2 separate regions of the Homo sapiens genome follow, and region 1 is linked to region 2. A link is an interaction called in ENCODE POLR2A ChIA-PET data of the cell type or tissue named here. Cell type or tissue: CD4-positive, alpha-beta T cell. All regions are shown on one strand. Links, peaks and the distances in the headings refer to the core of each region. The heading gives the core; the rest is flanking DNA.

Region 1 (5,369 bases), core at 244-5,243, 740 kb before region 2:
GCACTCCAGCCTGGGCGACAGAGTGAGACTCTGTCACACACACACACACACACACACACACACACACACACACAAAAGAAATTGGAGGAGAGAGACAGAGATCAGGAGAGAGACAGAGGGAAGACAGGGACTGTGTATGGGGACAGGACAGGGCTTCCTTGACTGCTTGAGAATTCTGAGAAACCTCGGATGGAAGGGTCTGGAATACTGATGCTGCCACGGTAGGTAGCGCCGATTATACCCGGGGCTGCGCCTGGCAGTGGACGTGGGGATAAGGGCGTGCTTTATAACCCTCCCGTGGCATCTGGCTCAACTTCAGTAACAGGTATGGTCAGGGTTCCAGTGCCGGTCCCTGCCCGCCCCAGTGGCCAGGGCATACACAAGCGGGGCTTGGACAGGTCCTGACACCCAGCCCCACAGCCAGACTCTGTGGGACTTTGTGGGCAATGGATACACCCTTTTGCTTCCAGGCCCAGTGGGTTATGAACAAGCAGAGGCTGTGAGGGTGGCTCTGCCATCACCACTCTCTCCCTAGGGCCAGCAGCTACAGTAGCCACCTCCAGGCCTGATTCCCTCATCATTATTATTATTGTTTTTGAGACAGGGTCTCGCTCTATTGTCCAGACTGGAAGGCACTCACTCCAGTTCACTGCAGCCTTGACCTCCTAGGCTCAAGCATCCTCATACCTCAGCCTCCTGAGTAGCTGGGACTACAGGCACCTGCCACCATGCCCAGCTGATTTTTGTATTTTTGTAATTTTGTACAGAAGGGGTTTTGCCATGTTGGTCAGGCTGGTCTCAAACTCCTGACCTCAAGTGATCCGCCTGCTTTAGCCTCCCAAAGTCCTGGGACTACAGGTGTGACGCACTGTGCCTAGCCTTGGCTTCCTATTCTGGGAGAGCAGGGGACCCCGCCACCTCTACTCACATCCCTTCCCAGGCCGTGCATGGTCCCACCTCCTAGCCGCTGCCTGTGCCATTCCTTCCACAAGGAGCACCATTCTCCATCTTCTCTGCTTACCTCTATCCTACCTGTGGTCAAATCCTTCCATGACAATAAAATCTACAACCAAAACAATCAGACATTGGGGAAATGCAAATAAAAACTACAGTGAAATACCACTTACACACCCACCAGGATGGCTAGCGTCAACAAATGGGAGATAACCCATGTTGGTAAGGACCTGGAGAAACAGAAACCCTTTGAACTTCCTCAGTAAGTTAAACACAAGAGTTACCATATGATCTAGCCAACTGTACTCCTAGATATATGTTCGAAGAACTGAAAATGGGGGTTCAAACACAAATATGTACACAAATTTTCATAGGCGCATTATTCAAAATAGTCAAAATGGGGTCTATCCATACAATGGAATATCATTTAGCCATAAAAAAGGAAGGAAATTCTGATGCATACTACAGCCTGTATGAGCCTTGAAAACACGTTAACTGAAAGAAGCCAGCCACAGAAGGCCAAGTAGTACAGGATTCCATCTATATGAAACATTCAGAAGAGGCAAATCCAGACAGAAAGAAAGCGGAATTCCAGGAGCTGGGGGGAAGGAGGATGGGCAATGACTGCTGGATGGGTATGGGGTTCCTTTTTGGGGCGGTGGGAATATTCTGGAATTAGACAGAGGTGATGGTCACACGCATTGTGCATGTATTAGATCCACTGAATTGTATACTTCAAAAATGGTTTAAAAGGTACATTTTACGTTATGTGATTTTTGTTTGTTTGTTTCTTTGTTTGAGACAGAGTCTCACTCTGTCACCCAGGCTGCAGTGCAGTGGTGCCATCCGGCTCACTGCAACCTCTGCTTCCTGGGTTCAAGCGATCCTCTCGCCTTAGCCTCCCGAGTAGCTGGGATTACAGATGCGTGCTACCACACCCGGCTAATTTTTGTACTTTTAGGAGAGACGGGATTTCTCCATGTTGGCCAGGCTGGTCTCAAATTCCTGGGCTCAAGTGATCGGCCCGCCTCGGCCTCCCAAAGTGCTGGGATTACAGGTGTGAGCCACGGTGCCCAGCTGTTATGTGAATTTTACTACAGTAAAAAAGTTAGTTAAAACCTAACACCACAGACCAGGCGCAGTGGCTCACCACTCCAGCCTGGGTGACAGAGTGAGACTATGTCTCAAAAAACCAAAAACCAACCCCCTCCATCACCACAACACTATAAAACAAAACCAACCCCTACCCCACCACAAGACTATAAACAAAACCCACCCCTCCCCCAACACAACACTATAAACAAAACCCACCCCTCCCCCACAACACTATAAACAAAACCCACCCCTCCCCCACCACAACACTATAAACAAAACCCACCCCTCCCCCACCACAACACTATAAACAAAACCAACCCCTCCCCCAACACAACACTATAAACAAAACCCACCCCTCCCCCACCACAACACTATAAACAAAACCCACCCCTCCCCCACCACAACACTATAAACAAACCCACCCCTCCCCCACCACAACACTATAAACAAAACCAACCCCTCCCCATCACAACACTATAAACAAACCCACCCCTCCCCCACCCCAACACTATAAACAAAACCCACCCCTCCCCCACCCCAACACTATAAACAAAACCCACCCCTCCCCCACCACAACACTATAAACAAAACCCACCCCTCCCCCACCCCAACACTATAAACAAAACCCACCCCTCCCCCACCACAACACTATAAACAAAACCCACCCCTCCCCCAACACACTATAAACAAAACCCACCCCTCCCCCAACACACTATAAACAAAACCCACCCCTCCCCCAACACAACACTATAAACAAAACCCACCCCTCCCCCAACACAACACTATAAACAAAACCCACCCCTCCCCCACCACACTATAAACAAAACCCACCCCTCCCCCACCACAACACTATAAACAAAACCCACCCCTCCCCCAACACAACACTATAAACAAACCCACCCCTCCCCCACCACAACACTATAAACAAAACCCACCCCTCCCCCACCACAACACTATAAACAAAACCCACCCCTCCCCACCACAACACTATAAACAAAAAAGGATGGAAGTCTTTTCCCAGGTAGGCTCTGGGGTAGACACATTTCGGGACCCTAGGGGGCAGGAAGCCTGATGGCCCACAGCCCAGGGTGCTCATCCTAGGTCTGCCACTCACTGGATGATGGCCTTGGGCAAGTCACTGCACTACCATGCCCCTGGATTTCCTCATCTGTGAAATGGAAATGATAAACAGTCCCTTTGGTGGAGACTGACATGAAGATTACAGGACAAAGCACTTTGACCACTTGGTGCTATGTGTGGTAAGTGGCAGCGGTCATTAGCATTAGCATGGCTGCTTTTTTTTTTTTCTTTTGAGACGGAGTCTCGCTCTGTCGCCCAGGCTGGAGTGCAGTGACAGGATCTCGGCTCATTGCAAGCTCCGCCTCCCGGATTCACACCATTCTCCTGCCTCAGCCTCCTGAGTAGCTGGGACTACAGGCGCCTGCCACCACGCCCGGATAATTTTTTTTTTTTTTTTGTAATTTTAGTAGAGACGGGTTTCACCGAGTTAGCCAGGATGGTCTCAATCTCCTGACCTTGTGATCCGCCTGCCTCAGCCTCCCAAAGTGCTGGGATTACAGGCATGAGGCACCCCACCCGGCCAGCATGGCTGCTTTTAATCCTCGTTACAGCCTTATGGAGAGGAGTTTTTAAATCATTGTATTTATAAACTATTAAAAACATATAGAAATATACAGACAACAATATGTAAGTCCTCCCCTCCCTTCCACCCATCACCGTAATCGATGCTGACACTTCACCCCCGTCACTTCCAATCTTCCTTCTTGTTTTAAAGAAACAGGAAAGGGCCAGGTGCTGTGGCTCACGCCTGTAATCCCAGCACCTTGGGAGGCCAAGGTGGGTGGATCACCTGAGGTCAGGAGTTCAAGACCAGCCTGACCAACATGGAGAAACCCCGTCTCTACTAACAATACAAAATTAGCTGGGCATGGTGGCGCACGCCTGTAACCCCAGCTACTCGGGAGGCTGAGGCAGGAGAATCGCTTGAACCCGGGAGGCAGAGGTTGCAGTGAGCCGAGATCATGCCATTGCACTCCAGCCTGGGCAACAGAGCAAGACTCTGTCTCAAAACAAAAACAAAAACAAAACAAAACAAAAAAAAGAATAGGAAAGGAGCAGAGCAAAGTCACCACGCCCTGCCTCTTCCTGGCCCCCTCCCTGCCCAGTGCAACCTCCCTCCCCAGCTGGGGGGCTGCCTCCTTATGCATTTCTTTCTTTCTTTTTTTTTTTTTTTTGAGACAGAGTCTCACACTGTTGCCCAGGCTGGAGCGCAATGGTGAGGATCTCAGTTCAACTGCAACCTCTGCCTCCCAGGTCATGTGATTCTCCCGCTTCAGTCTCCTAAGCAGCTAAGATTACATGTGCACGCCACCATTTCCAGCTAATTTTTTGTATTTTTAGTAGAGACGGGGTTTCACCATGTTGGCCAGACTGGTCTCGAACTCCTGACTTTGTGATCCGCCCGCCTTGGCCTCCCAAAGTGCTGGGATTACAGGTGTGAGCCATCACACCCGGCCTATACATTTCATTTTATTAATTCTTTTAGAGATGGTCTCACTTGCCCAGTGCAGTGTGAGATGCACTGCAGTGGCATGATCATAGCTCACTGCAGCCTCGAACTTCTGGGCTTAAGCGATCCTCCTGCCTCACCCTTACAGGCACATGCTACCATACCCGGCTAATTTTTTATTTGTAGAGATGAGGTTTCGCCATGTTGCCAAGGCTGATTTCAAACTCCAGGCTTCAAGAGATCCTCCTGCCTTCACCTCCCAAAGTATTGGGATTACAGGCGTGAGCCACTGTGCTCGGCCTCCTTTTTTCTGAGACAAGGTCTTACTCTGTCACCCAAGCCGGAGTGCAGTGGGATGATCACAGCTCAAGTGATCCTCCTGCCTCAGCCTCCCGAGTAGCTGGGACCACAGGTACGTACCATTCCAACTGATTATTTTTATATTTTGTAGAGACACGGTCTCCCTCTATTGCCCAGGCTGATCTTGAACTCCTGGCTTCAAGAGATCCTCCAGCCTCAGCCTCCCAAAGTGCTGGGATTACAGGCGTGAGCCCCCATGCCTGTCCTCAGCCTCTTTTTAAATATTAATGCATAAGTCTGCAGCCATACAGCTACACCAGTGTGCAGTCTCATCCTGTAGGTGTTAGCTTCTATAGTAAGCACTGTCACTGGGATGGAGGCTTTTGTCACTTGACATTATGTTTCCAGTCCATATTCCTGTTGATATGGGCCTGCTGACCTGGCTCGTTTCTGTGAACCTGAGATATGGTTTTGTCCTATTGACAAGACT
Region 2 (5,369 bases), core at 63-5,062:
CTACTAAGATCACAGTTCTAGCTCTTTATAAAAGATCCCTGTAATCCCAGCACTTTGGGAGACTGAGGTGGGAGGATTGCTTGAGCCCAGGAGTTTGAGGCTGCAGTGAGCTATGATCGGGCCACTGCACTCCAGCCTGGGTGATAGAGCAAGATCATGTTTTTTTTAAAAAAAAATCCCACCCTCCTCCAGTTTAGTCAGCAGATCTTCCTTTATTTGTCTTTCACTCTTCTGCTGGTTCTGTTCTGGTAGCACAACAGAAGCATATTTTTTTTATATTTATTTATTTATTTATTTATTTATTTATTTATTTAGAGACGGAGTCTCACTTTGTTGCCCAGGCCAGGCTGGCTGAATCTCAGCTCACTGCAACCTCCACCTCCTGGGTTCAAGGGATTCTCCTGCCTCAGCCTCGCAAGTAGCTGGGATTACAGGCATGCGCCACCACCACACCCAGCTAATGTTTGTATTTTTAGTGGAGATGGGGTTTCACCATGTTGGCCAGGCTGGTCTCAAACACCCGATCTCAGATGATCCACCAACCTTGGCCTCCCATAGTGCTGGGATTACAGACATGAGCCACCATGCCCAGCCCAGAAGCATATTTTAAAACACAACCCAGGCTAGGTGCGGTGGCTAATGCCTGTAATCCCAGCACTTTCAGCAGCGGAGGCATGGTGAAACCCTGTCTCTACTAAAAATTTTTAAAAATTGGCTGGGTGTGGTGGCACATGCCTGTAACCCCAGCTACTCGGGAGGCTGAAGCATGAGAATCGCTTGAGCCCAGGAGGCGGAGGCTGCAGTGAGCCAAGATTGCACCACTGCACTTCAGCCTGGGTGACAGAGTGAGACTCCATCTCAAAAAAAAAAAAAAACCACACACAACCCAGGCTGGCCACGGTGGCTCACACCTGTAATCCCAGCACTTTGGGAGGCTGAGGCAGGCGGACTGCTTGAGCTCAGGAGTTCAAGACCAGCCTGGCCAACATGGTAAAACCCTGTCTCTACAAAAAATAAAAAAAAATCCAAGTGTTGGTGGCTCACGCCTGTAGTCCCAGCTACTTGCCAAGCTGAGGCGGGAGGATTGCTTGAACCTGGGAGGTGGAAGTTGCAGTGAGCCAAGATCGCACCGTGCACTCCATGCACTCCAGCCTGGGCAACAGAGTAAGACCCTGGCTCAAAAAAAAAAAACCCACAAAAAAACAAAACCAAACAACCCAGGTCCAGGTCCTCCTTGATTTCTCAAGCAAACCTGTTTCTCAGAAACAAAAGTTTCAAGGCATAAGCCTCACTGTTTTCTTATCTTATGGGTCTTCATTCAATTTATCTACCTCCACCCGCAAAGAAGCATATCTCCTATACAATAAGGGCCCTGTTCTTTTCATTTGTTTTCACTAATAAAATATACCCCCATTCTATGGGTAAAGCCAGAGTCTGAGCTCTCCAAATGCTAAACCGTGATCAAAGTTCATGCAATTCACAAATCAAAGTCAACTTGCCCAGCCGCAAGTGTTGCTTAAAGAGGTATTACAAAAAGCAAAAATCTACCCGCCGGAGTCTACAGGTTGGTAAACTAAAGTTCTGCCCTTTTGAAGGTAAGCCTGCTCTGGGACAGAAAGACTTTTCCCCCAATAATCGAATCCCTGTCCCGCCTGCCTGCTGAGGTCAAGGCTGTACTCACATGAGTTAGGTCAAGGCCTGCCCTAGAGGCCCTTGTACTCAGGCTCCAGCCAGTTAAAATCCTGTGGAACCACTGTAACTGTCACAAACTACCCAGGTCAGGAACACACTTGACCCGTAATTACCTTTAAGCCTGGAGCCCTGACAACACCAGAAATTTGATCTCCACAGGACTGCCTCTCAAAGTTTTCTAAAGAAAATATGTAAATTAACATGTTGGGGTTTCATGGGGCTGATAATTAATTGCACCCTCCTTAGCCTTTCCAAATTCCAAATCCACTGAGAAAAAGATATATGAATCAGGAAACTAGAGCTCTAGAGTTTGTTTTCTGGATAAGGCTGATTGGAGAATGTGGCTTTAGTGGTGCATGCAATTTCCCTCTGGATTAAACTAATTTACCCAGCCACAGGCTGGGTTACTGCAAATGTCTTTCACAGGGACAGGCTCCTCATGGTGAAGGAGGAAAACAGCAGTGTCTAAAGGTCAGGCCATAGCAAAAAGAAAAAAAGAGAAAGGGACCAGGCAACAAACTCAGCATCTTCTCCCAAACCCACTATTAGGCAAATCACTCCTCACTCATGGAGGTACCAGAGAAAGGGATGAGTTTTCCTTCAGTAGCTTCTCTATTGAAAAGCGGAAGTTCCCTCTCTGCTTATATAAGTAAGTAGAGGATAAGTTCCCTTCAAACAGTTGCTTTTGGTTTCGGGATTTGTTTTTGATTTAGTAACTGTAGTCATGGTACTTGGATCACGTGATGTGTTTGTTAGAATTCACTGCATTACAAGGCAAAATCAAAGTGGCTAAAGCAACATAGGGAACTCATATTAGTTCAGAGACTGATCCTCCCTCAGGCAAAGCTGGATTCAGGGTTTGATTGACATTTACCAGGCCTCTGTTTCTTACCATCTCTAGGCTCTGCTTCTCTCTGTATTGACTTCATTCTCAGGCTGGTTCTTCCCAAGTATCAGCAAAAATGGCCATCAGACCGGGTACGGTGGCTCACACCTGTAATCTCAGAACTTCGGGAGGTTGAGATGGGCAGATCACTTGAGTTCAGGAGTTCAAGACCAGCCTGGCCAACATGGTAAAACCCCATCTTTACTAAAAATACAAATATTAGCCAGGCGTGGTGGCAGCTGCCTGTAATCCCAGCTACTTGGGAGACTGAGGCAGGAGAACTGCTTGAACCCGAGAGGCGAGGTTGCAGTGAGCCAAGATCGCACTAATGCACTCCTGCCTGGGCAACAGAGCAAGACTCCATCTCAACAATAACAACAACAACAAAAGAAAAGAAAAAAATGGCCATCAGCAGCTCCAAGCTTGCATTCTACCAGCTTAGAAACAAACCTTGGTGATAATTTCTCCTTCCTAACACTTTCAGCAAAATCCCATAATGAAGTTTCCTTGGTCTGGCTTGGGTCATGTGCCTTCTCTCTGGACCAACCACTGCTAGCAACAGAATATAATGCTGTGATTGGCCAGACCTAGGCCACATGTTCATCCTTGGAGCCCTGGTCCAGTTCCACATAAACTGCATGAACCTAGGGGGTGTTGGATTGTTCCTCCAAGGAAAATCAAAATACAATAATCAGAGAAGCAGGAGAATGGATTCTAGGGGGGAAAAACATGACCATCACACATGACGCAAAGCAAGATGAGTTAAAGGGAAAGAACAGCCAAAGGTTAGTGACTTCGAAAGGGCTTTGCAGTGAAGGCATTAAGTGTCTCAGGGACACTTCTCCAGTTCAGCCCAGCTCTGCCTAGCGAGTTGAATATATTACTCAACGCTTTCTTCAGCTTGTTGCTTGTTACATGTGATTTCCCAGGTTCTTGTATTCAACAGCATTCACTTGTTAGGTTATTTATTTAGCACCTATTATATGCCAGACATTATTTTGGACACCATATAAAGTCTTTTTTTTTTTTCTTTTTTATACAAGGCCTCACTCTGTTGCCCAGCCTGGAGTACACTGGTATGATCACAGCTCATGGCAACTTCCACCTCCCCTGGCTCAGGTGATTCTCCCATCTCAGCCTCTTGAGTAGGACTACAGGTGTATGCCACCACACCTGGCCAGTTTTTGGGTTTTTTTTTTTTTCTTTGTACAGACAGGGTCTCATTATATTGTCCAGGCTGGTCTTGAACTCCTGGCCTCAAGTGATCCTCCTGCCTCCGCCTCCCAAAATACTGGGATTACAGGCGTGAGCCACTGCATCTGGCCTAAAGTCATGAATAAAACAGACAAAATTTCCTGCTCTCGTGGCATTTATCATTTAGTCAGGGAGGAGACAAACATTCAACAAAATAAATAAGCACTATGTGTTATGAAGAAAAATGCAGATGGCACTATTGGGTGATTTAAATAGGTGATCAGGCCAGGCACGGAGGCTCATGCCTGTAAATCCAGCACTTTGGGAGGCCGAGGCAGGTAGAACACGAGGTCAGGAGGTCGAGACCATCCTGGCCAACATGGTGAAACCCCATCTCTACTAAAATACAAAAAAAAAATTTGCTGGGCGTGGTGGCATGTGCCTGTAGTCCCAGCTACTCAGGAGGCTGAGGCAGGGGAATCACCTGAACGCAGGAGGTGGAGGTTGCAGTGAACCGAGATCACGCCATTGCACTCCAGCCTGGCCACAGAGCAAGACTCTGTCTCAAAAAAAAAAAAAAAAAGTGATCAGAGAAGAGGATGCAGGCCAGGTGTGTGGTGGCTCACACCTGTAATCCCAGCACTTTGGGAGGCTGAGGTGGGCAGATCACTTGAGGCCAGGAGTTTGAGATCAGCCTGGCCAACATGGGAAAACCCTGTCTGTACTAAAAACACAAAAATTAGCCAGGCATGGTGGCACACGCCTGTAGTCTCAACTACTCAGGAGGCTGAGGCAGGAGAATCACTTGAACTCGGGAGGTGGAGGTTGCAGTGAGCTGAGATCGCATGACTGCACTCCAGCCTGGGCAACAATGTGAGACTCTGTCTCAAAAAAAAAAAAGAGAAGAGGATGCGGATGCAGGCAAAACACATGGTACATGCTTAACCCATGGGCTCCATTGCTCTTATTCTTGTTATTATCATTACCACTATTATTATTTGGCATATTAAAGGCATTTGGTGACCCCTTGCTGTCTCCAGCATTAAGTAGCCTCAGCTTAGCATATAAGACCCCCTGCATTAGGTCCTAAATTCTTCTTATTATTTTTTTGAGACAGAGTCTCACTCTGTCGCCCAGGCTGGAGTGCAGTGGCATGAACTTAGCTCACTGCAACCTCCGCCTCCTGGGTTCAAGTGATTCTCCTGCCTCAGCCTCCCGAGTAGCTGAGATTACAGGCGCCCACCACTACACCTGGCTAATTTTTATATTTTAGTAGAGACAGGGTTTCACCATATTAGCCAGGTTGGTCTCGAAATCCTGACCTCAGGTAATCCGCTCACCTCGGCCTCTCAAAGTGCTGGAATTACAGGCATGAGCCACCATGCCTGGCACTAAATTATTTTTTAATTGAGATATAAATCACATAATATTCATCCCCCCACCCCGTTTTTTGAGACAGGGTCTCACTTGTGCTGCCTAAGCTGAAGTGCAGTGGCACGATCACAGTTCACTGCAGTCTTGACCTCCCATGCTCAAGCAATCCTCCCACCTCAGCCTCTCAAGTAGCTGGGACTGTAGATGTGCACCAGTATACTCA

The links. ChIA-PET counts read pairs that join two places held together with the same protein. Peaks named below come from ENCODE experiments on the same cell type or tissue, not always from the same donor. Only the 100,000 strongest peaks of a DNase experiment are listed, where the experiment ranks them.
Region 1: POLR2A ChIA-PET joins it to region 2 with 5 read pairs; 1 of 35 experiments calls an interaction of 5 or more read pairs at or near these places.

What each region holds. Positions count from the first base shown.
Region 1 is chr12:111,323,286-111,328,654 of GRCh38, reverse strand. All of the region lies in intron 18 of CUX2 (cut like homeobox 2), which reads right to left. Among named protein-coding and RNA genes, the nearest start is that of MIR6760, 22 kb to the right of the region's middle. In CD4-positive, alpha-beta T cell, for the core only: no CTCF peak of the experiment used is centred there; a DNase peak (open chromatin) is centred at 3,161.
Region 2 is chr12:110,588,043-110,593,411 of GRCh38, reverse strand. No RefSeq gene overlaps it. Among named protein-coding and RNA genes, the nearest start is that of PPTC7, 7.4 kb to the right of the region's middle. RefSeq lists enhancers at 2,395-2,444, 2,465-2,514. In CD4-positive, alpha-beta T cell, for the core only: no CTCF peak of the experiment used is centred there; a DNase peak (open chromatin) is centred at 2,411; H3K27ac peaks cover 1,998 bases.